6 separate regions of the Mus musculus genome follow, and all the other regions are linked to region 3. Evidence: chromatin loops called from intact Hi-C (ENCODE). Cell type or tissue: left cerebral cortex. All regions are shown on one strand.

The links. Hi-C counts contacts between places; a loop is a spot of excess contacts. Peaks named below come from ENCODE experiments on the same cell type or tissue, not always from the same donor. Only the 100,000 strongest peaks of a DNase experiment are listed, where the experiment ranks them.
Region 1: it touches region 3 in a loop (2.1-fold over the local background); 5 of 42 quality-filtered maps call a loop at or near these places.
Region 2: a loop joins it to region 3, with 5 times the contacts of the local background. A loop is called at or near these places in 10 of 42 quality-filtered maps.
Region 4: a loop joins it to region 3, with 2.6 times the contacts of the local background. A loop is called at or near these places in 7 of 42 quality-filtered maps.
Region 5: a loop joins it to region 3, with 3 times the contacts of the local background. A loop is called at or near these places in 12 of 42 quality-filtered maps.
Region 6: it touches region 3 in a loop (2.4-fold over the local background); 7 of 42 quality-filtered maps call a loop at or near these places.

Annotation. Positions count from the first base shown.
Region 1 is chr19:30,105,502-30,110,501 of GRCm38, forward strand. All of the region lies in intron 21 of Gldc (glycine decarboxylase), which reads right to left. Among named protein-coding and RNA genes, the nearest start is that of Gldc, 67 kb to the right of the region's middle. In left cerebral cortex, no CTCF peak of the experiment used is centred here; DNase peaks (open chromatin) are centred at 2,141, 2,308 and 3,828.
Region 2 is chr19:29,802,187-29,807,186 of GRCm38, forward strand. It overlaps 9930021J03Rik (RIKEN cDNA 9930021J03 gene), which reads right to left and starts at 3,823. Exons shown (of 8, transcript NM_172836.3): 1 at 3,096-3,823. The coding sequence starts at 3,688. In left cerebral cortex, no CTCF peak of the experiment used is centred here; DNase peaks (open chromatin) are centred at 3,073, 3,386 and 4,422; H3K4me3 peaks cover 3,046 bases; H3K27ac peaks cover 1,087 bases.
Region 3 is chr19:30,027,285-30,032,284 of GRCm38, forward strand. Uhrf2 (ubiquitin-like, containing PHD and RING finger domains 2) reads left to right here and starts at 3,229. Exons shown (of 16, transcript NM_144873.2): 1 at 3,229-3,647. The coding sequence starts at 3,495. In left cerebral cortex, CTCF peaks have their summits at 2,957 and 3,160; DNase peaks (open chromatin) are centred at 3,164 and 3,990; H3K4me3 peaks cover 2,605 bases; H3K27ac peaks cover 1,767 bases.
Region 4 is chr19:30,112,841-30,117,840 of GRCm38, forward strand. Gldc (glycine decarboxylase) reads right to left here. Exons shown (of 25, transcript NM_138595.2): 18 at 3,559-3,708; 19 at 2,348-2,460; 20 at 882-1,023. Among named protein-coding and RNA genes, the nearest start is that of Gldc, 60 kb to the right of the region's middle. In left cerebral cortex, no CTCF peak of the experiment used is centred here; DNase peaks (open chromatin) are centred at 603, 2,230 and 4,550; H3K27ac peaks cover 368 bases.
Region 5 is chr19:29,809,980-29,814,979 of GRCm38, forward strand. Ranbp6 (RAN binding protein 6) reads right to left here and starts at 2,995. Exons shown (of 1, transcript NM_177721.4): 1 at 1-2,995. The coding sequence starts at 2,971. In left cerebral cortex, no CTCF peak of the experiment used is centred here; a DNase peak (open chromatin) is centred at 3,029; H3K4me3 peaks cover 1,782 bases; H3K27ac peaks cover 870 bases.
Region 6 is chr19:30,120,610-30,125,609 of GRCm38, forward strand. It overlaps Gldc (glycine decarboxylase), which reads right to left. Exons shown (of 25, transcript NM_138595.2): 16 at 4,113-4,188. Among named protein-coding and RNA genes, the nearest start is that of Gldc, 52 kb to the right of the region's middle. In left cerebral cortex, no CTCF peak of the experiment used is centred here; no DNase peak of the experiment used is centred here.

The sequences.
Region 1 (5,000 bases), 78 kb after region 3:
TTAAATTTGGTGTCTAGGAGAGGCCAGGGCCCAAGATGTTTTTCTCTCTTTACAGCTTTTAGGAGAGAGATGTATAAACCTGCTGCGTATATGATAAGATTGGGGCAATCTAAAACAGCAGCTGTTTCCTCTAGCCCTACCCAAGACTGCAGCTAAGAGTGTGAACACCACCAAGTCAGAGGAGTCGGAAAGAACAGGAGGGGGTGCTCTTTGGATGAGTGTGTGCATTGGAGGACTGTGGACCAACAGTGTCTTCTAAACACAACAGTGCCACAATGAGCTCCCAGCAGCTATGGATGCCTGCACAGACCTGCAGAAAGAAGGTCAAAGGGACCCAACACTCCTGGCTATTGACAGTCCACAGCTTCTGGGGAGAGAGAGTCCGTTCTAAGGACGTGGCCCTGGTGGGGGACCACATAACGTCCTATGGCACTGTATCAAAAACCTGGATAAACTGGACTCATCCAGTAAAGAGGGGTAGGATAAAAAAGGCCCCAAAGTTGGGAGGAGGTAAGAAGATCAGGGTAGATTTGTGGGAGGAGAAAAGTTGGGAGTGAATAAGATCCAAACACATTGTATTTGCATGACTGAAATTCTTAAGAGTTAACAAAAATATTATATTAAAAAGGTGAGGAGGTGGAGCAATAGAATTACAAAGTGAAGTGGCCTGGCCCATGTGTGATTGTCTTCATTTGAAAGGAAATGGTCCCACTAGGCTCTTAGGGAGTGGCATTATTAGGACTTGTATCCTTGATGGAGTTGGTGTGGTCTTGTTGGAGGAAGTGTGTCACTGGGGGTGGGCTTTGAGGTTTCAATTGTTCAAGCCAGGCCCAATGTCTCTCTCTTCCTGGTGCCTGCAGATTAGGATGTAGAACGCTCAGCTCCTTCTCCAGCACTATGTCTGCCTGCACACTGCTATATTTCCCACCATGACAATAATGGACTAAACCTCCAAAACTGTAAGCAAGCTCCAATTCAATGCTTTCCTTATTAAGAGATGCCTGGGGTCATGGGGTTGTGGTATAGAAGCTAGGATTCTCTACGCCTCCCCCGGAGAACACAGATTGGAGCCACTGCTGCAACATTCTCACAGTGACTGCCTCAGAAGGTTAGAGGTAAGCAGCTCGTGTGAATTAAGCCTGGGCGGGCAATCAAAAGGTCTTCTGGTTGTGTGGTCACTCCCAGCATTTTCCTGGCACAGCACGTGCCAGCCAGACTGTGCGGCCACTGCCCACTGTCAAAGGAAGAGCCACCTGAAAAGTTCTTCAGGGACTGGAATCCAATGCAACATTGGGCTTGTCCAAGATGAGAGGCAGATAGAAACATTAGTCAAATTATGCTGCCAAAGACCAAACACAGGAAAGCCCTTTGGAGCACGTGGTGAACCTAACCCAAAAGATAAGGGCCCTGAAAGGTTAAAAAAAAAATCCCTTCTCTTACAAATCTACCATCTTTTCTGGGTGTGGCAAGAGGCCATGTCTGTAATCCCAGCACTGTGCAATGTTAAGACAGGTCAATCACAAATTCCAGTCTGCTTGAGCTACACAGTGAGATGCTCTATCATAAAACAAAGCAAAGCAAAACAAAACAAAACAAAACAAAGCAAAACAAAACAAAGCAAAACAAAAACAAAATCCCACGAAAGCATCTAACAAAAGAGACTGACTGACCAATACCACCAACAAAACAGTCGTTTTACGTAAAGTAATTCCTTTTCTCTTCATTGTAGCAGAATAAAATATTTCTCCGGCTTCTCCACCTATCTCTTTTACCCTTGTTTGCTTTAAAAGCCCACCAGCCTGGACAGTTTAGTTAATATTCAGATCTCAGCTCACGCTGGCAAGCCTGGAGCTCATTAAAACGATTGCCTCACAGGCATCTACAATTCCAACATCTGATTTACTGCTGGTAAATATGATTAAGACGAGCACTGGTCTTCTAATAGTGCCATAGGACACGTTAGGATTCACCGTGATTATTGAAAACATTCCTAGTTTGAGTCCCCAAAGCACAACAGTGCTGGGGTTCCGGGCCCCAGAATAGGAGATCTGAAATTGTGCAACATATGTGTTTAGCAGACCAACATGAGTCAATGTTTGGTTTGACTGACTTGAGGATTGAGTAATCAAGTCTGCAAGCAGCAATCCATTTCAGTTCGGGATGAGAACTGCTACTTGCAATTTAATTTGGGGGTAAAATGTCAAAAACAAATGGAAATTCCATCCATCTTTCTGTACTCTGAAGTCCCAAGGGATGGAGTAGGGCTCCCTGCCCCAAGCCACTACATAAATGCTAAGTGCGTGGTGACATCTGACCTTCTCTCGTGGGTGCCAACCAGCCCCATTCAATTTAAGTCACATTAATTCCTGCTTTCAAAACCTAAACTTTGCAATCAGTGAACACATTAAAAATTGCTGAATTGTGCAGCTTAAACGAGCAAATTATATGAGGAGGTATGCTAATTCCATCTTAGCAATGCTGCCTAAAATAAAACGTAATGTAAGACATTTAGGGCTGGGACAGCTCATCCTTAGGATATATGCCTAGCAGGAGTGAAGCCCTAGGTTCAAAAACAAGTACTGCCACCAATAATTAACTAAAGAAATGAAAGAAAACCTTAAGTATTAGAAATTAAAACAAAGTCTCTTCCAGTCATGAAATTGATAATTTTTTTTAAACCTTTGTTGTTTTTTTTTTCGTCTATTCTTCTCACTATACTCTTGGTGTGATGGGCACTCTCAATACTAGTAGCATAAAATAACTGACACGGTGTCTTGAGAAAATTAAAGAAACATGTATAAAAAGCTCAAAGCCTCCATATCCCTTTTTATAAGTTATCTAAAGAAATAGTTTTTCTCAAAAAACAAAAACAGAAACACACTATTGGAGGGGTTGTTCTTATTAGCAACAATACAATGCAAATAGCTGAAAATTTAACTATAGACTCACAGGGCATCCACACTATTCAGTCACATAGGGAAAAACTCACGGAAATAGGATAGGTAGGCATTGTGGAGCTGTGGGGAAAATGTAATACTGCACAGCCACATAAGACATAAAAGATGACAGCACATGTGTGTGTGAGAAAGAGAGAGTCGGGGGAGAGGCAGGGACAGAGACTGAGCAACCACATAAAGACATTGGTGGTGGTAGTAGTGGTGGGTTTGTGTGTGTGTGTGTGTGTGTCTGTGTGTGTGAGAGAGAGAGAGAGAGAAAAATAGAAAGAAAATAGAGAGAGAGATTGAGAAAGAGAGAGCAATGAAGCAACCACATAAAAAGACATTGGGCTGTGCTGTGCTGTGCTGTGCTGTGCTGTGCTCTGGTACACTGCATGTGTAAGTAGGAGGACAGAGGCTTGCTGGTCAGCCAGCCTAGCTCATAGCTGAAATGGTGAGCTTCAGGTTCCTTGAGAGACCTTGTCTTAAAAAAATAATGAAAGAACCATTAAAGAGCTATTAAAGAAGGTGTTTCTATGTCAACCTCTGGCTTCCACATGCACTAAGAAGGATGAGCATACTCTCCCACACAGATGCAAAAATAAATAGATAAATAAATAAATAAATCCTCCAAACTGCATCTGTGATGTTAGCTTATTGTCCAAGAGAAATAAGAGCGGGAATACAGTGAAACATTCAGTGTTAGCTTTATCTGGCTGACGATGCAAGTATCACTTAGATTTTCCCTCTCATGGCTTTTTTTTTTTTCCTCCAGACTTCTGAATTGAACAATATGCATCATTTATATAACCAGACAGCATAAATATTCAATCCCCTCCTTAAAGCAAATACACACCAGGCTGGATTTCACAGCACGGGAGCGCTGTCTGAACTCATTAGCAACTGCAGAAGCACTCTGCTGCGCTGCTTGTTGCTTGGAGACGTTTCCCTCAGAACCTTCTCTGCTCTCTGGAGACCACCCTCCCAGGGCTCCTGGTTATTTACTTCCTTTTATTTACAAACTCACAAAGTATTCCTCTGTACCCCTTTTTATAAGATCAGAGCAGCCTTTAAGTTAGAGACGATAAGTAATGTAGACGCGGGGCCTGCCTGGGCGGAGGAACCAAGAGCAGGAGCCGCTGGCCACCCTTCTTAGTGCCATTATCTGCTGAGGGGCTTCGCTCTCACTCCTCAATGTTCTAGGCCTTGTTTCTCCTTCCGTGACTGGAGCACCAGGTATCTACCTAGTTCCTCTGTGTGTGTGTGTGTGTGTGTGTGTGTGTGTGTGTGTGTGTGTGTGTGCGCGCGCGCGCGTGCGCGCATGCTCCCACCTCTATATGCAGGTGCCCTCAGAGGACAGAAGAGGAGGACATTGGCTCACCTGGAAGCTGCCTAATGGGTGCTGGGAACCTGGCTCAGGTCCTCTGTAACAACAATAACTAACTGCTAAGCCATCTTTCTAGCCCCTCCCTCTTTCTTACTCTCATCACATCCTATCACTTCTGGGTTTACTTTTTTCTCCTACCCTTTAGCACCTCCAATGTAAGACTAAATGTTTACCTAGCACTGCACTAAGGAGCAACTATGTCCAGCTAATTATACTTCCAAGAACCTGTCCATCTCACGGCCTTTTAATGAATCTGATCATGTCATTCCTCAAGCTAGGAAACCTTTAATGGCTATAACTGGCTCAGGAGTTAAGTCTAGATTCTTCCAAGACCTTCCAGGTACCAAGCTGTCTTTTTAACCTCTCTCTCTGGCCCTCTCTCTTCCTACCCCACCTCAAGCACCCCCTTCGGGTAACTCCTCCTTACCTGGCTGGCTCCCGTGTATGTTCGCTCATATAACTGCATGATACTTGCATCGTCATAACTGCCTCCTTTGTCAAACTACTCCACCCTGACTCTGCCTGCTCTAAGTGGCTCCACGGTTTCAGGCATCTCTACGACACCCTGTGCATGATTGGCTCATGATGTTTATGTGAACATCTCTCTGGGTGGTGTAGGCCCCTTGCTGAACTAGGCTGTGTAGACTAGGGGAGGATAGTTTTGTACATAGTAGTGA
Region 2 (5,000 bases), 230 kb before region 3:
TATCAACTAATCTAGTTTATCATCACTGTCACTGGATAGATGATGAAACAGATCTGCTCTAACTTGTTCACAATACCAGTACCACTAGGCTGCTCACTAATGATAATGTGGCTCCTCTTTACCTAATACCTCACCAACTGCTCAACAGAAAGCTCAATAGTATATGTAGCAGCTCAAACAGAGGGCGACCTCAGGAGTCAGGTCTCTCCTCTACTCCATCACAGGAGTCCAGGGGTCAAATCCGGGTCTCAAGCTTGGCAGCCAATACTTCCCCACTGAGTATTCTTGCCAGCTCCATATATGCAGCAACCTTAAAGTAATTTTTACCATTTGAAAGTAATAACTCAGTGTCTAAGAAATATACGTCAGAAGACAAAACTTAGATAACATGTGATACTTGTTTAATGACTAACATACCACACATCTCTTGAAGATACTCATAAGGTCATCTCTTTTCCGAAAACCATAATCACATAAAGTCTGTAGAATACTGTTCTTGAACATCGATAAATCCAACCTATATTCCAAGAAGCTGTAGCTTTCACTCAGTTCTGCCCACTCAAAATACTTGCTAAGTTATGACTCAGATTTTAAGCTAATATAAAAAAGAAAAAACTTTAGTATCCACAGATATAGTCTAGCACTTACAAAGTGTTTGCATACATCAAATAACAAAACACAAAAACACGAGGGACTCAAAATTATCTATTTGAGACTATCACATTACTTTTGCTACTAAAACGCATGAATTTTTATTTCTTTTGGCCTAATAAATCAGAAACATCTATTTTTTTTATTAACTTTACAACATTGCTAGTTTAAATTCTAAGTGTAGACCTCATGGAGCTATTTCTGAGCATAAGCTATTAGGAATAATATTTATACATTTTTATGCAAAAGAGAAATAACCTGTCATTTTGTAGACAAAGATTTGTTATTCACACAGTAATTTTGAATATATCTATAGTTGCGCTGTATATACATGCTAACCTTTAGAACTTCCATAGAGCTATCCTGTCTCATTCTATGTGCTATTTTTGCCATCTGTAAAACTAGGTGGATGACAAGAACACTAAGGTTCCTTCTGTGTTTCAAATCCTGTGACATCAGTCTGGAGTATATTTAGCTATCTAACAATAATGACACGTGGGACTGGAGAGTGGCTCAGATGACTAAGAGCACATACTGCTCCCTCCCAGAGGACCAGCGTTTGATTCCTAGCACTCACCTCGGGCGGCTCACAAACACCTGTAACTTCAGCTCCAGTGACTCTGACAAACTGTGGCCTTCACAGGCACCTGCACTCACATGCATATAAGCCCTCTGCCACAAGTTAAAATAAATCTTCTTTTAAAAAAAGTTTTTACAATTTATGACATTTGAATGGACTGCTTTTTAAATATGTGCCATTTCCACTACACTACACTGTAAAGAGTAACACAGTTTAAAAAAAAAAATCACCAAATAAAAATATTAAACTTACAAAGCTAATTTGTAAACACTTAACCTATTACCAAATAATTCTACTTCACTGCAGAAAGCAAAAACAACTTTAATCTGTTTAAAGAGAATCTGCCTTTTAATGAGTAAACACTTACTATATTATTCTTTTAGTGAAATTATTAATAAATTTTAAAATAGTATATGAGAAGCCAAAGACAAATGAATAACAGATTTTACACATTTCATACAATGCCCAAGTCCAGATCTGAGATAATATTCATTTTATTACACTACTGTGCTTAATACATTGAGTTACATGACCTATATTATTGACTTTGTTAAAAAAAACCTCATTTAGTCCTCACAGCAACCTTTTTAGTAGGGAATATTTTATAGACCCTATTTTATAGACAAGCAAACAGGTCAAAAAGTCAATCAGTCAAGCTCAGCCCGGTAATAAAACTCAAACCCCCATTCCAGGAGCTGGAAAGATGACTTAGCACTTAACAGCCCTTGGTGCCCAATCAGGAGGACTTGAGTTCAGATCCTATTACCATGGAACCAACCTGTAACCCCTGCTCCAAAGGAGATGAAGACTGGAGGCTGGCTGGGGCTTGCTAGCTTCCAGTCTCTTAAAAAAATATGCAAATCTCACGTTTTCCCAAAGGAAAAAATGTAGAGTGTTGGCGGCCACCAGACACTTTCTTCTGATTTCCACTGCATGATCATGCCCCATCCCACACAGTGCACATACACTCTCTCATACACACAAAATTAAAAATCCTGGTAATTAATTAATCTACTTTAATTAACATTTCTAATATTTTAACTTTTCCATTACTGAAAAAGTTAAATTAACTGGGTTCATGTTCACTATATACTGATTATTGTATAAAACACCTTCAGTGTCCTATGTTAACTTATTTTCTCTTCTCTATTTCATTTAGTAATAAAAGGGGGGGAATCATATAGATGGTGTATACCGAAAGCCCTGTACAATTTGAATTATTTATAATTTCTAGTAGAATAAAAAATGTTTGAGGCTGGGTTCAAGAGTGCTTGTCTGGCATGCTTGAAACCCTCTGTTCTATCTAGCACTGGAAAAAGTCTCCGACAGGCCCACACCATGCAAGTCTAAACTTATGAAAGACGTTGTGTTGGTGCATTCATTTCTTGTCACTGAAAAAAAATTCAATTTCCTCATGAAACGGAAACATTTAATCACACTTAAATTCCAAATGGTTGAAACAGACAGTATGCTCGACTATCATTCCCTACGAGCAACATTATTTTTCTAAAGGTATCTCGCCCCACGTGCCGTTGTAAACTGTCTATAAGTGGCGGGTTCAACTTCCATCCTACAAAAAGGCTTTCGCCTTCTCCGGTAGGTCTTACGTCTTGAACCTTATCTACCTGTTATATCCGAGTTTGGGGTTCTTAGGACAGGGCTACCTTCTCGGCTTTGGCGTGGGTGCCCACCACACCCCTCCGGTCCCGCGCCCAGCGCGGCCGCTCCTCCTCCCGCGGTTCTAGCACCAACTCAGCACCTATCAGCGCCGCCCCCCAGGCCCTGGCCCAGCCCCTTCTCGGACACGTGTGTGGGTGTGTTTGTGTCGGTTTGTCAGTCCCACCGGGGACCCGAGCTCACTTACCGAGAGAGAAGCGCCAACTTCTGCTCCAGCAACATCTCCAGCTTCTGGCCCTGTTTGGAGATCCAGTGGTCGACACCGTGCAAGCGGTAGCAGGTCTCCAGCATCAACCTGAAGTCCGCCACAAACTCCGTGATGCCCCTGTACTGGCCGCTGGAGAACTTCTCCTCCATCTTCAACAGACACATGCCCTGGCTGGGCTGCTGCGGGGGGACGCGACTGCCCCGGCCCCCGCTGCGCCGCCCTTCGGCCACCTCTTCTTCCCCGGCGGCAACGCCCCCCAAGGGCTGCAGGAAAGGGGCGGTGAGGCCGCGGTGCTTCTCCTGCAGGAACTCGCCCAGGATGCGGTAGCCCTGCTGCAGCTCGTAGGTCAGCTCCTGCTCCTTGCAGCCACCGCCTGCGACCACCGTCGTCTCCGACGCCGCCGCTTCCTCCTCCTCGTCCACCGAGGAGGCACTCCTCCGGCGGACCAGCCCCGAGGCCCGGGCCGCCGCTGCCACCACCACCTCTTCCTCGTTCCCTTCTCCGGTCGGCGGTGGCGGCCGCTCCTCCTCCGCGGCCCGCTCCATCTCCCCCGGTGGCTCCGGCACGCTCATGCCCCCGGCAGGCCCAGGCTGGGTCGAGAGGAGCGGCCGCTCCGGGCACCGGGGGACGCGGGAGCGCGGGCCGCTTCCTCAGAGATCCGCGGCGCCGCGCAGCCCCTGCCGCATCGGGCCTTGCTCTCCTCCGTCGCCGGCCGGCCGGGGACCCGCGCGCGCGGGGGTCTCAGGCTCGCGCCCGAGGGGCGGGGTTACATGGCGCGCGGGGGAGGGGGGAGAGGAGAGCTAGGTGCCCTCCTCTCCCCTCCCCCCGGCGGCGCGCGGCCCGCGCCGGCTGCACGCTCCACACCCGGCCCGGCCCGCGGGGCCTCGGCGCCCCACCCCCTCCCGGGCCGACGGGGCGCTGGGAGGGGGCGAGGACTAAGAGGGCTCGGCTCCTTCCCGAGTGGGCCGCAGCCCCGGGCCGCCGCGGCTCCGGCTCCTCCTCTCCCTCACACCCCCTCCCGCCCCTGTCTACCTGCGGGGGGACCCGGGCAGGAGGAGGCGGCGCACGGACCGGGCCGGGCGACGACTGTCAGTTAGAAGCCCCGCTGGGCGGGAGGGGGCGAGGGGAGGGGAGGGGCGGGGAGGAAAGGGGGAGGGCACTCAGCCCCCCCGGCCGGGGAGAGCCGGGGAGAGAGGCGAAGAAAGAGCTGCCTCCGCCATGCCCGGCGCGCATGCGTAGTAGCACGGGATGGCCCCGCCCCGCTACGCGAAAGCCCTGGACTTGGCTCTCCCACAGGCTCGGAGGCCCAGGGTGTGGCGCGGACTAATGATGTCATCAATATGCGGACGTCTGTAAGGGGTGGGGTGGAGGGAGAAACAGAGCGCCTGCGCTGGCGCAGTCTGGAAGGTGAACCATAGACTGAAAGTTTCCTTTTGGTGAGACCCTTACTAGTTCTAAAAATTTTACTGTTAGTTTTCTCAAGGCAGTTACTAGATAACCTTTGTTAACACAAGTGAATAACGAGAGTGAACAAGATTCAATCCTCTCCGTTGTAAAATATTCTTTGTACCTCTCCTTCCTTGTGACTGGGTTTTGTTTTTTACAAAAAAAACAAAAAAAACCCCAGCGTTTAGAAAAGTTTAGAAAGAAAAATTAAGAGCTCCTCAAAAGAAGAGTGGTGGCCTGTAGAACTCTAGTTCTCGAAAGCGAGTCCTGTTTTCTATTGACTTTTAAAAACCGAAAAACACACGAGATCTTAAGTTCGGCTAAGAATTTAAGAGAATGCAATCTCACTAAAAAGTCTCCATATGTCTATTCTAAGCTGTACAGCTTGTCACTGGTGTGGCTTTAAAATCTCGCTACATATTTTTAAATGACTAAAAT
Region 3 (5,000 bases):
TCTTGGTGGAGATAGTGGCTAGGAGCGCAAAGAAACCTTCTATGGCGAGAATAAAGCTGCAGCTCTGTAGACAAAGGCCTTCCCCAGGTTCCTCATGGCAGATTTGACAAGAGACGGTCATGGTTCCAAACACTTTATTGCTTGTTCATGGTGGAAAATGGATGCATAATGTACCATAATGCATTTACCACTTTTCAGGGTAGGCCTGAGATTAAATACCTTTTGCAGAGAGGAATATCCAGGAAGGGAAGCTTATTGGCTAAGCCCTCAGGGCCTCTAGGTACCTCATTAGCATGGAGAACTCTGTTTGGAGCCTATGCGACCTTAGGACTCATTTCTTTTATGTGAGAAGCATGGCACATGCTCCAGCCCAGGAGTCTGACAGGGAGCAGGAAGTCGCCTAAATCTCAGGTGTGTCGCCCCCTCCCACCCCCAACCCGAGTCTCCAGGTTTCAGCCTGCTCTACTTTACCAAACTTCCTGGCATGATTTTACGTCCCACAATTTATGTCCCACGGCATATTAAAATTAATGTTTTGAAATCTAGCTCCTCGTATGACAATGTATGGAGATAGAGGCTTTAATGAGACAAGGTTACATAAAGTTGTTAGGATGGGTCCTAATCCAATATGGCTGCTATCCATGTTAGAAGAGAGCAAGACCTGGGAACCTTGCTGTTTTGAACACAACTAACCTATGACAGAGAGGTAGACATGTGAGTGGTGTCTTAAAAAAAAAGTTTATTGTTCTCACATAATGGGAGGATATGAAATTGGATACAATCCTAGCATGATGCAATGGATTTGAGAACAGTCAGGGTTACATGAGATTTTCAAATAAGCAAGAAAGAATGAAGACCAAAGAACAATAACAACAAAAGCCTTTAACCAGACCAAAGTCTTACACTGGGCTTTCTTCCTGATTAATCTCTAAGAGAGCAGCAGAAACATCCTTTGTGGCATCTCTGTGCAGATCAGCCCTAAGAACAGGGAAGTGATTGATACTTTCATTTATACCAGCAATAGGCAGAAGATAAACCCCTACTTTTTCTTAAGAGGATCTCTAACTGTGGAATTGTAAGCATATAAAAATGTAACATATGAGCAAACGGTAAATGTTCAAACCCCGCCCGCCCCCCCCCCCCCAGCTGACATGGTCAACTCTTCAGGTTATAACTTCCCACCCAATATCCCCTTATTCTCTTCCCTATCCGTACCACCTATTTCTCTCTCTCTCTTTTTTTTTTAAGATTTATTTATTTATTATATGTAAGTACATTGTAGCTGTCTTCAGACACACCAGAAGAGGGCATCAGATCTCATTACGGGTGGTTGTGAGCCACCATGTGGTTGCTGGGATTTGAACTTCGGACCTTCGGAAGAGCAGTCGGGTGCTCTTATCCACTGAGCCATCTCACCAGCCCCCCCCACCTATTTCTCTATTCGCCAAAATGTAGGCATCTCTATCAAGCCAAAAGACTTTCCTCCTCTCAGAAACTCCTTCTTCCCTTCACTCTCTTAGACAGTTCTTTTCAACTACCAGGCATCTCCACTGTAGGCACATTTGAGATATATTTCAAATGCCACACAACTCAAATGGAACTCATTCCATTTTCTTCCCTTTTCACATTCACAAATTCTACAACTTTCAGGAGCTGGGTTTCCTAGAACACTCAACAATTTATTCTTCTCACTATCTCTAATTTTTCCAAAATGGACAACAGTTGGCTCTTGGCTAAATTTCAGCCTCTCTCACCTTCCCACAGCTTGCTTTTTTCCCTAAGGCCTCCTTCCGCACTCTGTTCTATTGTCATTCTAAATACTTAAACACATCAATGCACATTTCAAAAAGCCCAGGTTTCCCCGGGAGGCCTACAAAAGTCTTTGAATGCTAATGTTCACACTTGCCCTTCATTATTTAGTCAACCTCTCTCAGAAGTGTAGTGTCTTCTGATGTGTGAAAATGCACTCCCAGTCTTTGCTTAAGCACCCTATCTTCTTTGAATATTCCCAGTTTATCTAAATTCTCTTAATAACAAAAGCTCTAAAATACCTTCTTGTGTGCTACTAAGGGAGTGGCAAGGAAGCTAACATTCCCTCGGTGTTTATGAGCACTATTTTACCTGGAGGAAATTGAAGCAGTTTGTTCAAGATCACAGTTAAACAGAAAGACTGCAATTCTCGCGCGTCCCAACCCGTGAGCCCAAGACTCAAGGCTTCAGACTGCAGCACACCGTTGGCAGTGCACCACGAATAACAGCCCGAGACCCTAGCATATCCTTGTAACAACAAATAGTTGATCCCTTCATGGGTCAGATTAGATGTTCTCAGATGTATCTGTTGCCTTATCAACTAAATGTTTTAGTTAACTAGGAAGCTGTCGAGGTAACTTAGAGGCTCTAGGTATATATATATATATTCATATCTCGAGCTGACGCACATTTCACTCTTCCTGTATTTCCATTTAGGCCATCTTGACTAATCAATTTGGTTGTTACAAAGTTGTGCCTCTTATCCTCATGGGAATGATTAGTACTGACATTACGGATACCGGTGAATGTAAGATAATGCGTTTGCTTTGCTTTCTCTCTTAAGTCTTCCATTTTTGGATGGGTCCCCTGAGTGTGGGGGCCGTATCCCGCCCTGGGATCTCCGGATTTTTGGATCGGAGGTGTACAGTCCTGCAAAGCCAGGATCCCTGCGGCTAAAGGCGCCCTTAGCGCAGAAGGCCCACTCGGTCAGGTCCAGCTCCCGCTCCGGCTCTCCGGTCGGGAAACGTGGGTGCGAGGCCTCTGCCCTGGGGCCTCCCGGAAGCGGGTTTCCTCGGCGGGAAGCACGTCCATCAAGCCGACGCGCCCCGGGAGAGGCCGCGTGGCGGGCGCACACCCTGGTGTGAAGTCTCGGGAACGTAGGCTGCATCCCCATTTCTTGCTCACGCCAGCGCGCAGCACGGCTAGCTATTGTTCGTGCGTTTTTGAGACCATGGAGTCTAGGCCTCAGGAGACTGCGAGGTGACCAACGACAACGAGGGCACAGGGCGAGCTGGCCTCGGCGAGCCTGCCCAACCCCGCCCTCCTCCGAGTAACGGCTCTGGAGGCCCCGCCCCCTCCCATATTAGCGCCCCCCAGGCTGTGCGTGGGGCGGAGCCCCGCGTGGATCTCGCGAGATCCGGGTTGGCGCCGTGACCTCCATGTGGGAGCTGCATCTCTATAAGTAAACAGTGCGCGCCGCCGAGCCATGGCTCCTTCCTATTTGTGAGGCGCGGGCTGCGCTCGCACCTCGGGCGGGTTCCGGTTTCCTTCCACCGAGGAGGGGCGGGCGGGCGGTCGCGCGGTCTAAGAGCGTCAGTCCTCGCCCGCACCCGCGTTCGCCGAGTCGCCGCCGCAGAGAACCGGATCCTCCCGGGGAGGCGGCGGGGACCGGGCGGGGCGCGGCGCGGCGGCCCGAGCGCAGGGCCAGACAAAGGGGCTTGGTCCCCTGTCCCCGTGCCGCCGCGATGTGGATCCAGGTCCGCACCATCGACGGCTCCCAGACGCGCACCATCGAGGACGTTTCTCGCAAAGCCACCATCGAGGAGCTGCGCGAGCGGGTCTGGGCGCTCTTCGATGTAAGGCCCGAGTGCCAGCGCCTGTTCTACCGGGGCAAGCAGGTGAGGCGCCCCGCGGGGAGCCCGGGCGCGAGCAGCCGGCGCCCCGGGACGAGGCTGGGTGTCCAGGGCTGCGCCCCGCTGTGCTCGGGATGGGCCGCTGGCGGGGCGCGGGATGCGGGGCCTGGAGCTCGGGCCTGCGGCTGCCCCCCCCCTCCCCCCAAGCGCGCCTAGCGGGTCGGAAGGTGCGGGACGCGGTGTTGTCGCTGGCAGCGGCCACGGACATAGCCTCCGAGGGTCCTGGGGGATCCTCTTCCCGCCTTTGGGGGGGGGGGGGATCGGAGCCTGGAAAGGCAACAGGCTCCGGCAGCCATGCCGGGGCGCGGGAGGGACGAGCTGGCTTTATTCGCAGCGCCGTCTCCGACTCCTCTAAGGACTTGCTTCTTTTCCGTGCCCCCGGCTCCTAGATGCGACGTGGAAAGGGAAGCACCTTATCCCTGTTTCCTCACTAGAAGGATTTGAACACTGAACATCGGAACGGTGGTAGAATGCGTGCCCCTCCTTCCTTGTCGTCAGTCTCAGACTGGGGATTTGTTCTGTAAAAGATCAGAGACCTCTAATTTAAGGAACGATGTTTGTAACCTGAAGTCGGGTTTAAGTCTGTTGAATATACGGACAGATTATTTCCCCATAAACTTTACCTCTCATCTTTGTGTGTCCCCTAAGTTCGGGCTTTCAACTCAAACCTTTCAGCATAATCAGCAGTAATTCAAAAAAAGCCAGAAAGTTGTGTTGGGCCACAAGGGTGCTTGTGGGCATCTCCGTTAATTTTAAGTAAGGCTCTGCCTGATGAGGCTAAGACGTTTCCTATCCAGTAAGTCTCAGAGTCTTATGATTAGACACCCAGACCCACATTGTTTTTCTTGCCTTTGTCTTTAGTCCACTAAAAAAGTTGGCATCCTGCAGTCAGTTGACCACAGTTTGGCTCCAGTCCTGAGTTTTGAATTAAGTGCAGTTCTCTCTGATTCGATGGAAGTAGCCTATAAGCCACAAAGGGTTTAGAAGGAATATTTTTGTTCCCTTTACAGATTTACAACTTCTCAGACTGGTCAAAATTTTCTAAGTAACAGATTATACAACCGGCAAGAAAAAGCCAGGGTTTTGGTAAAGTGTTTGGAAGGCCTCTGACAGAAAACCTGTAGCACTTTCTGCTCTTGTTGTATCCACTATATTGTTTCTTGAGTGTTTGACCAGTAAAGAGTTTACTTGTCTGGAAAGTTGGTTTTTAAACAGTCATACCTATTAAATACTTTGTAGCATTGTATTGCTGTGCCTCAAGTGGCTATTATCTTTTCCTTTTGGCTATCAGTGAAAGCTATACAAATAGTAATAATATTGTACATTGACTCCTAGAAT
Region 4 (5,000 bases), 86 kb after region 3:
GGCAGTCTCATGACCATCCATGCCTATAGTCAGTCCCACACTTAGGGGGCTGATACAAGAGAATCATAGGCTTGTATCCAGACTGGACTATATAAGGAGACTGGGTCTCAAAATAGAAAATAACAATCTTCTAAAGAAGAGTCATAAATGTCATCGCATTCAAACAGAGCAAGCCCCACAATTACCCAGCACAATTTGTATAGTTGAGTTTGCGATTTTGTCTCACTCGAGGCTACCCTTTCTTTAACAAGAGCCACTGGTATGAAAAGGCTGCTCTAATTAACAACCTAGCAAGAGTGCCTATTCACAGATTGGACCCTAGGACGTGGGCAGGCCAGTCTGAACAAGAACTGCATAAAATCAATTCCGGCTTGAATATTTCCGTGGAGAAGGACAAGGGGGGTAAGCCGACTCTCTCGGTCAAGCTCAATTACCCCTAAAATCACAGTTCCCCAAGTCCTGAGACTGCTCAGGGTTCTAGAACCACCCCCAAATTCTCGATACATCATATCTCATCCTCCGTGCTGCCAAGAAATGCACACTATCCTGTACCCCAGGATCGCAGCAAAGCGTCACGATGACCACGCACAGTGCTTTTCACTTGCATGGAGCTGTGTGTACCCAACAGGAAACCAAATGACGCAGCCAGAACAGCCGCATGACTCATGGAACTTAATCATGTCTGGAAAAAATGTAAAGCCATCATGAGAGCCCAAAGAAACAGATGAAACAGTTCTGGGTGGCTCTTTCTAGAAGGTTTCCCTCTACCCCAGTCATCAGCACTGTCCCCTGGGTCCCTTCTCAGGTCACAGATTTCATTTTTGGCCCCTCTGAGAAAGTGAGTCCCACCGCCCCACAGTCACGCGTGTTCTTAAGCTCACCTTAATGTAAGCCCATGAAATGGGCAGGATGGAGCTGGAACCCCACGGGGCTGCACTGACAGTGCCCACGGGCCAGGTGCCTTCAGTTGGCTTTATGGAAATGACGGGGTGGCTGGGCAGAAAGGGGCTGAGGTGCTTCTTCCTGTGTTGGTTTAAAGCGCACATTGAAATGATGCGGAAAAGACGCAACTGAACCAAGTGGCCACCGTCTCTAGGAGCTCTGAACACTCATGGTGGTAGGGACATGACACTTGTAGGGGACAAATTACCAGAAAGCAACTCAGGTGGATTCTCTCAATTCATTTCTCTCTCCCTCCCTCCCTCCCTCCCTCCCTCTCTCCCTCCCTCCCTCTCTCCCTCCCTCCCTCCCTCTCTCCCTCCCTTCCTCCCTCTCCTCCCTCCCCTCTAGTAGCTTCCAAGGACTGTGGTGGACAACTTGGCAGCGGCAGCCCCACACAGCCTCCTCATAGCAACCTGCATCCTTCAAGCTATCTGTTGGCTACGGCAGGCTGCTGATCTGATGCCCCTGCCCTCCACTTGGAGCCTAACCCACGAACACTGCCCTACTATGCACCCTCTGAACCACCCGGGACACTCATTAGCTATACGTAATATAGATCAAAAGGAAAAGACAGCCGGGCTCCCAGCAACGCTAAACACATCCCTGCCCCGATCACCACCACACATTTTGAAAACTCCAGGAGCTCTGGATAATGCTGTTACTATAGCGAGGAAACGATCAACAGCTAAAATATATTCCGTCATCCATGTTGACGTCAACCAGTTACCTCTGGTAATAAAATTTGTTTCCACCTTATTCATCAAAGACATGATGAAAATTAAACCTAAATGGAGTTCGCTGTCTGCCTTCCAACTAAATCACTCTCAATATTGTCATAAGCTTTTTTTTTTTTTTTTTTTTTTTGGTTTTGTTGTGTTGACAGAGTTTCTCCGTGTAACAGCTCTGGCTGTCCTGGACTTGATCTGTAGAATAGGCTGCTCTTGAAATCACAACGATCTGCCTGCCGCTGCCTCCCGACTGCGGGGAATAAAGGCAAGTGCCACCACACCCAGCAATTATAAGCTATTTTTTTTTTAAGGAAAAGTGTAATAAATAAATAAATAAATAAATAAATAACTCTTGGAAATGTGCGGTCAAATCCATGACACAGGTACTAACATTCTAGCTCTGACCCCTTATACTTTAGAACGGCTTCCTGCTCATTGTTTAACAAGCATGCTCTCGGAGCCCAGAGAGGCTGAGTGGATACCATGGTTACTAAGTGAATACCGTTTTTTCTTTGGACCTAATCTAAAACACTCCAGCTGTGCATCCAGCTGCTGGAAGTGCACTAGACATGAAGGTTAATTCCTCGGACTTGAAGACTCGGATAGGAAGAATAAGAAGTTTTGGGCCATGCATGCTGCTTTCTAAACAATCCCGAAGCCAGCACCCCACAACTCACACTCCGATGGGCCCCATGCCAGGACCGCCCCCTCCGTGGGGAATGCAGAAGGTCTTGTGAAGATTTAGGTGAGAGACGTCTGACCCAAAGTCCCCAGGGCGGCAGATTCCCACCTATCCAAAGGGAAAGAGCGAAAGTCAACTTCCTAGCACGCAGGAAGGACATGCTGTTCTGGGCTGTTTGTCTCCCCAGGAAAGGAGCAGCAGAGCCACACCCATAAAGCCCACAGAAAAGCTTCCTAGGGGCCGGTGAGCTGGTTCAGTGAGTAAAGGCGTTTGACACTAAGTTTTACTACCTGAGTTTGATCCCGAAGACCCACTCCAGCAAGTTCTCCTTTGACCTCCACATGCACACACACACACACACACACACACACACACACACACACACACACACAAACTTAAATATTTACCGTAAAAGGTGTTCCTAAAAGATTCTGTAGACAACCTGGCATTCCACAGTCAAAGTGACTGTGGTTTCTTTGGAAATGGAAACTGAACCTTTAGCCCTATTCAGATTTAAAAACACGCGCTGGGGCAGTCCTTAACTAAATATCTACCTTAGGAGAAAGGAGAGGCAGCACTACTAACCCTGAGCTGCAATGTGTTCACTCTATGGAACAGGCAGCTTTTACAGGATCAGCACCACCTTCCCTGGCCAGTTCAAGGCTGGGTATTTATTATGTGCACCTAGACTCTGGGTCCTAGAGGATGCTGGGCTGAGGAGGAGGGAGTGAGGCTGCCAATTTTCCTGAGACAATACAGATACCTAGCTGCGCTATTCAACTGGGAATCCAGCCGCCGATGAAGGTGGAAAGACACGTTTGCTGCTGAAGCAGAGCACGACCCCTGGACTGCACTTATGAACGGAATCAAACGATTCAAACGAAGGAAGGAAAAAGTTAAGGAGGCAGTTGTTCACTGGCAGTCACTCCTGCAACCGAGGAAGGCAGGACTGAATCCCTGGAGGTCCTGATGATGTTAAAAACCCCAGGTAAAGTGGGCCATGGGAACTGAGCATCTACCAATGGCTGCCCAGAACTTGGTTCTAAAACTCCATCATCTAGGGAACTGAGAACTTGCCAGGTCATGTCCCCGGAGGAATGGCACTCCTGACAATATAAGCTGCTTGGTTTCACAATAAAATTAACCTTTAAAAAATTAAAAAGAAAACTCTATATTCCTTTTCCAACGGGCACTAAGTATCTGCACCTGGGCATTCATGTTCGCCCCGTCGAGGTAGACCTGTCCTCCGTGTTGGTGAATCAGGGCGCACACATCGCCGATATTCTCTTCAAATACACCATTGGTAGATGGATACGTGATCATGATGGCGGCCAGGTTCTCCTTGTGTTGGTCCACCTGTGGAGAGCGGGAAATGGGGAGAGGAAGTGATCTATCTGATCCTTTCTCAGCCAAGACTTCTCTTTTTATTTTCGCTTTTTATTTTATAGGATGAGGGAAGGTAAAATCTTGATGTTTGAATTCTTGACAATATCTCAGTCTACAACTGTGGTTGCTGCACAACCAAATGGTCCTTCATAAATCACCCCAAAGCAGCAGCAAAGCCCTTTTAGGATAAAGACATCAGACTTTGGATATGGCTCAGGTGACAGAGGGCTTTGCCTAGCATGCACAGAGAGAGCCCCAGGCTTGCTCCCTGTGCCAATTAAGAGCAGTAAGCGCCAATAACGAAGCACTGAGTAAACAGAGCTATCCTGGGTACACTGTAACCACTGGTTACATGAGACTGCATCTCAACAAATTAAGCCAGAACCAAGAGGCTGCTCAGAAGACTTTTGAATAGCTTGAGTCCAGTTCTGTAAAATGGTTCTGCTTTGGTTCAAACCACCTCAAAAAATGATCTCAGGCTGTTTGGATGGTGGTGGGGAGGTGTCTCTCTGTTCATGACTAATCTTCTAGCTAGCCTTTCTGCTCATTTCTGTTTGTTTGTTTGTTTGTTTGTTTGTTTTGCTGTACACAGTCCTACCTTCCTTCCCACAGAAGCGTGGTAAGTGTTGTGGTTTTCATAAAAATCTCCCCCACTTCCGTTGTTTTGGAAACAGGTTTGTTTTGTTTGTTTGGCTGGTTAGTTTGGTTTGGGATTTTTTTTTTTTCTTGGTTCCTTGAGACAGCGATTCATTGGGTAGCTCTGGCTGTCCTGGAACTCATTCTGTAGACCAGACGATCCTGGAAATCAGAGCTCCATCTGCCTCTGCCTCGCAAGTGCTGGGAATTACAGGCGTGCACCACCACCACCACCAGGCTGTACTCAGACTGACTCCTAGCTTTGTAGCCAAGTATGGCTTTGAACTCCTGCCTCTCCTTTGAATTGCTGGTGTTACAAGTGTGTGTCACTGTGCCTACTTCACTCCCCACCCCCCCACCCCCAAGAAAGCAACTGTACATAGTAGGGTAATTCTACTTGGTTTTTCTTGGCAAGTAAATGAGAGCAGCGGTAATAAGGGAGGAAAATCAACTCATATTCCATATATTCTATATTGGACAAGTTTGATAACTACAAGGGACCCAGAATATTTCCAGGGGGGAAAAAGGCAATGGAGAGGAAGTGGAGGGTGGAAAAGATGAACGGGGCTGTGCGTTTTCAGCATCCTTTCGGGGGCTTTTGCGTAGGTTCTCGGTACCCATGCCTA
Region 5 (5,000 bases), 220 kb before region 3:
TAAACTTCAGAATCTTTCCGATTGCTGAGATACAGTTCTCTGTAGCAATCACATTCTTTTTGGTTTTGGAATTTGCACACTTAATAACTTTTACCAAGAGTGGAACGGCTTCTGAACACAAGGAACGGTAGTCATCTCCACCAAACTGTGCCATGACTCCCAGTCCATAAGCAGCAGCTTGTCTGACTTCAGGGTTGTTGTCTCGCATATTGAGAAGCATCGGCCACCGGAAATACTCAACATACTTGAATGAGGTTGGACTGCAATGCTCTATGATGTCATCAAATATGCATAGTCCCCATTGTCTGTCTGGCCATGGCCTACTTGAACAAATTAGATTTACAATTAGTGGGAGTAGCTGCTCAAACCATGGCAAAATTTTTTCCTTGTAAGTACTAAATAATGAGTGCAAAATATCTGATACTTTGGTCAGAATATAAACATCACATTCATCCTCATCTTGAAGAGACATTTCAACCTGTTGGTCATAATTTTCTTCTTGCCTTTTTACTTGCCGTAACTCTTGGTTTTTAAAGTGCCCTTCAAGTTTTGCCTTCAAAATTCCTCCCAGTTCTTCCAAGTGTTCATCGTTGAGGCAACCATCTCCCATGACCTCAATGGACTTGGCAAAAGAATTCATTATTTCTGAGAGTACATCTGTATCAGGTTCAGTTCCAATTGCCTTGATTAAGGGATCACATATAAACTGCCACATCTGTGAAAGATACTCTGAGCCACGAATTCTTGCACATTCCAAGAGAAAGGGCATGGCTTCCGCAGCTGCCACTCGAACATTGTCATGAAAATAAAATTTCAGCAGAGGAACCATCATCTTCACAACTTGTTCCGTGTATTCCACAAATCCTTCTCTTAACTCCTTCGCATAGTAAACCAACATCTGGCAAGCAGTTGCTTTTGCTTCAAGTCCTGAAGTTTTGATGCCAAAGCTTTGCTGGTCTCCGAGGTTTACAAACTGCCAGCCATCGTCGTCACTCATGTTCTCCACATCCTGTGTGTCTAAGAGAGCGACATCAGGCTTAGCTGAAGCAGTCTTGATAAGTGGCTCAATAACCAGTGGGAGATATTGCTCAAAGTCTTTGCCAAGGATTTTACACATTCTAGCCCAGGCTGAAACCATGTAAGAAGTCTGAGGGTCATCATCTTCCATGTTATTTAAGTCTGATTGTGTTTTCAACAGTAACTGCATCACATTTGATGCATCTTGCATAAATTTTTCCTTCCCAACGGCAAGTCCAACATGGCTAATGCATTCAATAGTTTTTCCTCGAAGAAGCTTGAGTTCCTTTTGAACAGCGAGCTCAACAACGTGTTTGAGTGAGGGCATAAATATATCATAATATGGAATAAAGCTTTCTTCTATTGCATCTGCAACGGAAGCAATGGTTGTCACAAGTTGTTCTAAGGCCAACTTAGTTCCATTCCGAATCAGCTCTTGAAGTTTAATTACCAAGATGGAATGGAGACTTTTTACCATATTTTCCAAATATAGAATTAGCAATGACTTGGGGCAGTCTTCAATAAAAATAACAAGAGCAGAAGCTGCGTGAGATTGCACACGTTGATTACCTTGGTTTTCCATGGTTCGCAACAAAGCTGTAATCACTATCTCATGGAATTTCTTTTGGAAACTAGGTGCAAAATCTGTAGCCATCTGTCCAAGTGTAGTACAGGCAGCAGCCCTTACCCTTGGATGAGGATCCTGAAGAAAAAGTAAAACCGAGTTAACTGTTTCATCTAGAATTGGTTCCATTTGCTGATGGCAACCTTCTCCAATGGCTGATAAGGCCATTAATCCGGCGTGTCGACATTTCCAGTCAGGGCTCTGAAGCATCTGCATGATATGCTCCTTGGTCATTGGCAAAACAACTTTCCCACCAAGTCCACAAGCCAGTCTGTCTAGGGCACTCTCAGCAGCAACCGCATTGCTGTCAAAGTCATCTTCTTCCATTTCATCAGCATTTACCCAGTCATCATCATCTTGAAGATCAACCATCATTGCTAATATATGAGGCACAGCCTGTGCAATAATATTCGTATGCTTTTTCAACATTGGAGTTGCAGTTTCAGATAAGGTGACTATTACTTCCAGAGCCAGCTGGCGTTGCAGGTTACTAAGCCTAGAGTCTCCACACAACTTCAGGCTCAACTGCAGAGTATCTTCTAGATAGGGACCCAAGTACTTAGGTACAGTATCTGCAATCTCAACAAGGGATTCTAGCACAGAATCATCATCCTGGTAGCAGGAATCATTCACAGCCTGTAAGATCCCAGGAAGCAAATCCGCAAAGTCTTTGAAAAGAGCAATATTGTTTTCATTAGCAAGGACGAACGTAGCTGCAGCTCTAGCAGATAATGTCCTGATTGCTGGATGCTCCTGATCTTGAATACACTGGTCCAACAACCTCTTGATGATATCCAAATCGTGACGATCCTGGTTCCCAAAAATCCCAGGAAAGTGCCAGAAAACGTGAAGTGCAACTTCCCACAGAACCACATTTTTAGAGTGAATCGAATCAATGAGGAATTTCAGACCTTCTGGCCAATGGTTAGTGCCACTCTCATCTATCAAATTCCTGGCCAGCACCGCAAAAATATCACAAAGCTTTTTCCTCATGCTAGCATGTGTTTCTAACTTAACGGCCAGTATCAGTTCAATCTTGACATCCCTCTGCACTTCAGGAGGTAGATTTGGATAGACCTCCTCAAACCCTGAGGACAAAAGCCGTCGTAGCAGTGCGGCAGCCATTTGTCTCACCTCATAACCTGCTCTTCTATTTCGGACGGCGTCTAAGAGAAATGTAGTCTTACACAGACCTGGGATATTCTCATAGACCTCCTCGGCTTGCCTCCGCACCATGCAGCTTGGATTGATCAGGTTCTTCAGAAGCTGGTAAAACTCCTGCTTTTCCGACACGGTCGCCGGCAACCCTGCAGACCCGGCCGCCGCCATCGCGTCCTGTCAAAGCTACCGCGACCGGGAAGGAGGGAGGGAGTCTGCGGCTGGGAGCGGTGACGTCAGTGAGGCGACGCCGGGGATGGGCGGGGCGCTGCTCCCACTCTCCGCTGCGGCGGGGTGAAGCTGGCAGGCGGGGGTCTGGGTTTTACAGGGTGGACGGAGCTGAGTGCGTTTTAGGGGTATCGTCCTGTTCTCCGACCGATGTGCTCCTGTAGAGGCTGGAAGGAGATGGGGAGAAATTCGCTCCGCAAGTCTACATACTGTATGATGCCGTTATTGTTTGTAAAAGACCTCGAATAAGCACCTCTAGACGAACTTTAATTAGCACCTGCTATGGAGTGAGGGAGGAGGGAAGAATGGAGTATAACTGCTGTCCGGGGATTTCTTTTTGAGGGTTGGTAAAAATGTTCTGCAGTTGATAGTGATGATGGTTCCCCCAATGTCATGCCGTTCTACTAAGAACTACCGAATTATACAATTTAAATTGTTAACTGGGTATAGTGAGTAAAACCATAATAAAACTACTTGCAAAATAAACTCAATCAAAGGTTAATGATTTCCTCCCCGTTGCCACACCCAAAGAAGTAGAACCCGAGATGTTCAAACTCGGGCGTACATCCCAATCTCTTGTCCTGTGGATTCTAACAGAGTGGGAAAGACAAATGAGTAAGGTGGGAGGTGATCTGGAGTAATGATAATGAAGCTTCTTGAATCCTGGTCTTCTATATACATTACTTTTGTATTTTTGTTACTCAAGATTTTCCTTATGTGTTTCTAAACTGTAATATGACAGTTCAGTTATTAGAATCCTAATTACCCATGAATAGGAAGCTGCAAAGATTACCCTAAGAACAAATTCCCCAAGGCTATGTATTTTTAATGTAGGCAGATGAGTTATTTAAAACCATAATTATAAGGTGTAACAGTCTGAGATCAGATCTTCCTCTCTGCCAGCCATTGTCACACTCATTTCAGCCCTAGGTAATTCTGTAAGGCTGATAAAGGCAGACAAAGCACTACTTTAAACCAAGAAATGAAGAGCCAGAGAGGCTGAGGCTCACAGCAGATGAGTCTAAATTCTACCTAGTCTTAAGGCAGTGGCACCTTTTGTCACCACAGAACATCCCCTATAGCCGCTGTTGCTTTTGCAACGTCATCAGAGACCTTCATTTATTGTGTTCTGTCTTAAACTTTGCCAAGAAATCTGAATTTCAGTCTTGTGAAATTCTGCTGCATATACACACAAAATGGAGAAAGTCTAGTTTCACATTAACAAGTTGACTGACCAAATAGGTGGTCTCATAAATTAATTTGTAATATGAAACTAGTCTCTGAACAGTGTTTCTCATTTGGTGAACCATTTCAAGGCCATTTAGGGTGTTTATTTTAAAATACAGATGTTAGGACCAGCTTCCAAATTACTGTACTAGATTTCTGAGAACTGTAACCCAAACATGCATAATTAATAAGCACAGAGAGATTTTATATAAATACCTAAACTTTATAATTATGGATCAAATCAATTCTTGTTTTGATTCTAAAATCTTACCTACAGTGCTTCATCTTGTACCAGACTCACTGCTCTTCTTACTGCTCCTAGAAAAAGTTTGGCTGCAAAGCCTCTGCATCTGCAGTTTTAGGAAATGTTAACGAATGCTGGAGAAATGCTTTCCCTACAGCTGCATCCGTTAGCATACTAAGGGCTTATTAAAACCACAGCAAGATCCAGTGACAATCCTCTGTAGTGTTTGGAACGTAAATGACTGACAGTGCCAAGGCCTGTGCAAATGTGGAACACCGGGAAGCTTGGCTATATTATATGGGAGTATATATAAATTAGTACAGCTTGCAACAATAGTTGAAATGCTGTTAAGATTGTTCAGTCATCGAGCCACCAGCCAGGAGCATACATGGGCTGGTCCAAGGCCCCTGGCATGTATGTAGCAGAGGTTTGCCTGGTCTGGACTCAGTGGCAGAATATGCACTAAATCCTCGAGAGACTTGGGGCCCCAGAAAAGGGGGA
Region 6 (5,000 bases), 93 kb after region 3:
GGTAGGTGGATTTCTGAGTTCAAGGCCAGCCTGGTCTACAGAGTGAATTCCAGGACAGCCAGGGCTATACAGAGAAACCCTATCTCGAAAAACAAAACAAAACAAAACAAACAAAAAACAAAGAAGACCGGCACCCAGGAGGAAGGTGGCCTTCGGAGAAGAGGAGAGGCAACAGGTCCTCCCTAGCTCCACAGAGAAAGAAAGGCATCTGCCAGCACCAGGAAGACAGTTTCTGATTCTGCCCTTCAGCTTTAAGACAGTCCCTGAGTGCTGTCACAAGACACTGAGTTTACAGCCATTTGTTAAAGCAGCCATGGGAAATCAATCGCACCCTGGAACAGTAGAGACGGGCGCTGTAGACACTCTAGAGTCTGGGGAGATTGGACAACTTTAAGCTGCTTTCACCCTAAAGTTAATTTCCTCTCACCCAATTTCATCAGTGTTCTGCTGGACACAGAAGTATCAGGACCCAGAATTGATGTACTGGATTCTCTCAGGTGAATCCAACCATGGTACATGGTTTATATATCCTTTAGGGGGATGCTCTATCCTCACTTCCAGGAAGCCTGTGTAGAAGCACAGACTTCATCCTCAAAGAATTACTGATGGTATCACAGATTAAAACGTACGTATTTTCCAGAGATTAAAACCCAGCAAAAGCTATGACTGCCTCAGACATTCAGGAAGAGAAATGGTTCTCAAAATTTAATTTTTTTTTAAAGGCATAGATGTGTTGATGTGAGAGCCCAGTGTTCTGTCCTTCCATAGGAAACTCAGCCTCTCGTCAGAACATTCGAGTTGAGATTTGACCAGCAAAGTGAAAAAACGGAATTATAGAGTGCTTTATGCCTGGAACATGGTAATTGCTAAATGTTTGTTAAATAATTCAATTTTATTTTCAAATTAAACTGATGAATCATACACTTGGGCCTTCTACTTCAGGAGCCTCTGAAGCTGACCCAAAGCGACTGTGGAGTCATATCCAAAACCTGCTGGAAGGCAGAGAACCATGAGGGACCTGGGCGGTTCTGTAACTTCTCCGACTCGTTTTTAAATGAGAAGGGTGTGTTTGACTGAGCTCCATCAGAGCCTATGGTGTGGGAGCAGCTGACATCACTAATGTGGAAATCTTCCCTGGTTATTTGAATAAGTCATTCTCTTCTCTAAAAATGGGCTAAAATTAAAGCTGTTTGTCTAGAAGGCAGTCAGTGTTTCCAGACTGCCGGATTCTGTCCATGTTTCTGAGCTCAGCAGCTAGGAGGGCTTCCCTGCCTTCTTGTTCTACTGTCTAGAAGTGCAGAATTCTGCACTTCCATATGGAATGGCCTCTCACCCCAATGTGCTAGCAGTGTGCACAGTGGTGCCAGCGAAGACATCATACCCGGGGATGGGGAGTGGAGGAGGAGGAAGAGTGGGAGGACTAGGATGTTCAGAGAGGGAGCAAGAGCCCCCAATAGCCAATCACCTAATTCAGAAGATCTCTCATCTGGAGTATCTGGCTTGGTCCCCAACTTCTGTATCAAAGCAACTATTTTCTGGTGTCAGAATGAGGAGATAGGTAAATACTGAGGATTAGGAAGGACCAGAGAGTGGAAAAAACCTAAGTTCTGGCTGGCTCATTATCATTGCTGAGTCCTGGGCCTGCCACAGACTAATGAGGTTTGGGTGCCGTGGTTCATAACCTGTGTATTGTGAGCCCTTTAGCAACCCTCTATGTCCACCAATATTTACATTAAGATTTATAACAGTAGCAAAATTTCAGTTATGAAGTAGTACCATAAATGAGTTTATGGTTGGGGTCACCACAACATGAGGAGCTGTGTTACGGGGTCACAGCTTTAGGAGGGTTTGAGATCCACTGGTTTGATGGCTTCTCTGGCCATCAATGGCTGTGCAGTGTGAATGGTCTCACAGCAAGACCTGCCCCTTGTTCAGGTTCTTAACTGAGCAACCGTGGGGAGGCGAGGACAAGGAACTTCAAGGCTTACAGGTATTTAAAACCTATGAAGGAACAAGGAGTGGGCCATGTGGTGTCCCCCCTCTGCACATCTTAGCTCCATAGTTCCCTTTCTGATTCTATGAATCTAAGGACATGCATAGATCTAAACTAGCCTTTCCTCATAAAGCTAAGAGATGAAGGTTACAAGAAACCAAGTGAATAAATCCACATTGGCATGTCTGTCTACTGTATCATCAGGTCTCTCTGGCTGCTACACTCTCCCTATGCATGCCCAGGGCTCAGTAATTTCTGATTTTACAAATAGCATATTTCAAAAATGGTTAAAAATCAATTCAGGGCTGCGGAGATGGCTCAGCAGTTAAGAGCACTGACTGCACCAGTGATGGCGCACGCCTTTAATCCCAGCACTTGGGAGGCAGAGACAGGCGGATTTCTGAGTTCGAGGCCAGCCTGGTCTACAAAGTGAGTTCCAGGACAGCCAGGGCTACACAGAGAAACCCTCTCGCACCCCCCCCCCCAAAAAAAAAAACAAGAAAAAAAAAGAGCACTGACTGCTCTTGCAAAGGTCCTGAGTTCAATTCCCAGCAACCATATGGTGGCTCACAACCATCTGTAATGGGGTCTGATGCCCTCTTCTGGTGTATCTGAAAGCAGCTACAGTGTACTCACATACATAAAATAAATAAATATTTTTTTAAAAGTCAGTTCAAATGATAGCTATGGTAGAATACATTTGTGAACTCAGCACTTAGGGTATTGAGACAAAACAATTGCACTGTTCAAGTCCAGCCTGAACTATGTACTGAGACCCTATCTCAACTAACGTACAAACATATCCGAACATCAAAACAAGTGGAGCGTGTGCACAGAAAGACAATCTCGGCATCTGGGGAGGTGGAGGCAGGGGGTTGGGTAAGGAGTTCAAGGCGTTCCTAGCTGAACAGAGAGTGTGAGGCCAGCTTGGACTACATGTCTGTAATAATAGCAGTAAAATGGTAAACAAACAAAACCTGATGGTGTAGCTCAGGTCTACAGTATTGCATAAGTATGGGAAAGGCCTGGGTTCCATCTCCAACACCACAGAGGAGGAAGAGGAAGAGGAAGAGGAGGAGGGTGAGGAGGAAGAGGAGGAGGGTGAGAAGGAGGAGGAGGAATTATTATTCTATTCCCAGTGGGAAGACACACTTTTAAAATCAGATGGATAGGCTACAGAGGGAGAGGACATGCCTTGCTCATGTACTTTTAAAGGAAGATGTGAAAGTTTTAAAATTCTTCATTGTAAAATTCAGACTAACCAGAAGGGGGAAAAAATCAGCTTCAATAAGCTCAGAAAGGACATGAGCTTGGGCTGCCATGCACTGACGTGACCCGCTTAGGTAAGAACCTTCTAGAGCTCTCCTGGAACAGTCAGGGCCTGTTTGTCCTGCTCCTGATACCTACCCTAAGAATTCCAGCTCCACAGCTCAGCAGAAAACCTAGCACGGAGCTGGCCTCCAAAATGAAGGGGCCAGGAACAGAGGCCTCCTTTGGCCTTAAGGAGAGGCTTTGCATAGATCACAACACGTCTTTCTGGGACAGTGGTGGTGCCCAGTAGCACCAGCTACGTAGATAAGGACCCCAGTGGTCCCCAGGAGTCACTTTTTTGCAAACCCGACTCTCATGCCCAAAGCAGAGCATGCAGCAGAAATACATCTGCTCCCCAACCTCATGGCTGCTTAGTGCTAGGAACAATCTGCTTAGTGTTAGGGGGAACGTAGTTATTCAGTGGTATCTTACATATGGCCTAGACTATGCTTAGGCTCAAAATTGCTTAATCTTAGGCCCAGGGCTAGGGCGGAGCTAATGAGGAGGGTGGCAATGGCAGCAATAAGGTTCCTGCCTCCTTCTCCCTAGAGAGCACTTTCATGGCCCACTGACTACTCCATATGCTGGGTTTGCACAAAAGCCTTTTATTTCTGAACGTTTTCTGTCACCGTGATTACGTGGGATGTCTTTGATGATCACGTGGCAGAAAAGGGTTTCTTGATTATATGTCTCCCTGTCTACTTCCACCAAGGCTGGAAAGGTAGGTCCCACAGAACAGAAGGGACTCCGAGATCCGAGCCTTCAACCTCCCCCAGGGATCGAGCACCACCTGCCCATGCTCACTCACTGTTCTGTGTCTCTCTCCTTTCTGGTCTAAGTACGCTCTGATGGTGGCCAGTCCGGCGTACTCCCCCTGCGCTCCGCTGCAAAGACAAGAAGAGAAGAGTCAGGCTTGTGGGCTCCAAGCTTTCCCCGTGTTCATTTAGGATTTAGCAGACACTGATTACACATTAGGCAGCCATGGTCCAGGTTCCTATCATATGGCATCTTTATAGAAAGAAGATTAACAGGTTGGCACCAACTAAAGGTGAGCCATGCTTATCAGCTCAGGACCTTAGAATCAACCTGGTCTTACTAGGGGGAATTTGACTGGCTTTAAAAAAAATTGTGGGAATAATAAGGAACCCATTGTCTGGGTTTTTACAAGGGGGAAATTAGAAATTATAAGAAGATATTAGGATCAGTTTGTGGCAAGTCTCATTCCTAAACACACCCAGCACTCAACAAACCCCTCTATGCTGAACTAAGCAATTGTGAAACCATCACCAGGCTCATGTTTTATCAGCTCAAACCAACGAGTCTTTTTCAGAGGAAAGAAATCTTAAAAATGTGACTGCAGCCTAATGATCACGCCTAGAAAAATAAGCTTTTTCCGATACCATCAAATATTGAGTCATGCAAAGGCCACACTATCGCCATGGAAACTTTCCATTCCTATCACACATTGTTCCTGCCCTTTGAATGTGTGGCTGCTAGAAGCCTGCCATTATCTTGCAGGCACCACTTTGAGAGCGTGCTTAATGACTAATGCTCCTGTGAGCAAAGCTGAGACAACTGCAAATGGGTCAGAGTTCTTGTTCTCCATGAAGCAGGGAAGGGGAAGTGAGAGGTATCAGGGCTCTCTGCCTCTCTGCCTCCTTCACAGAGCCTTGTTCTCCACGCTACACTCACTCAT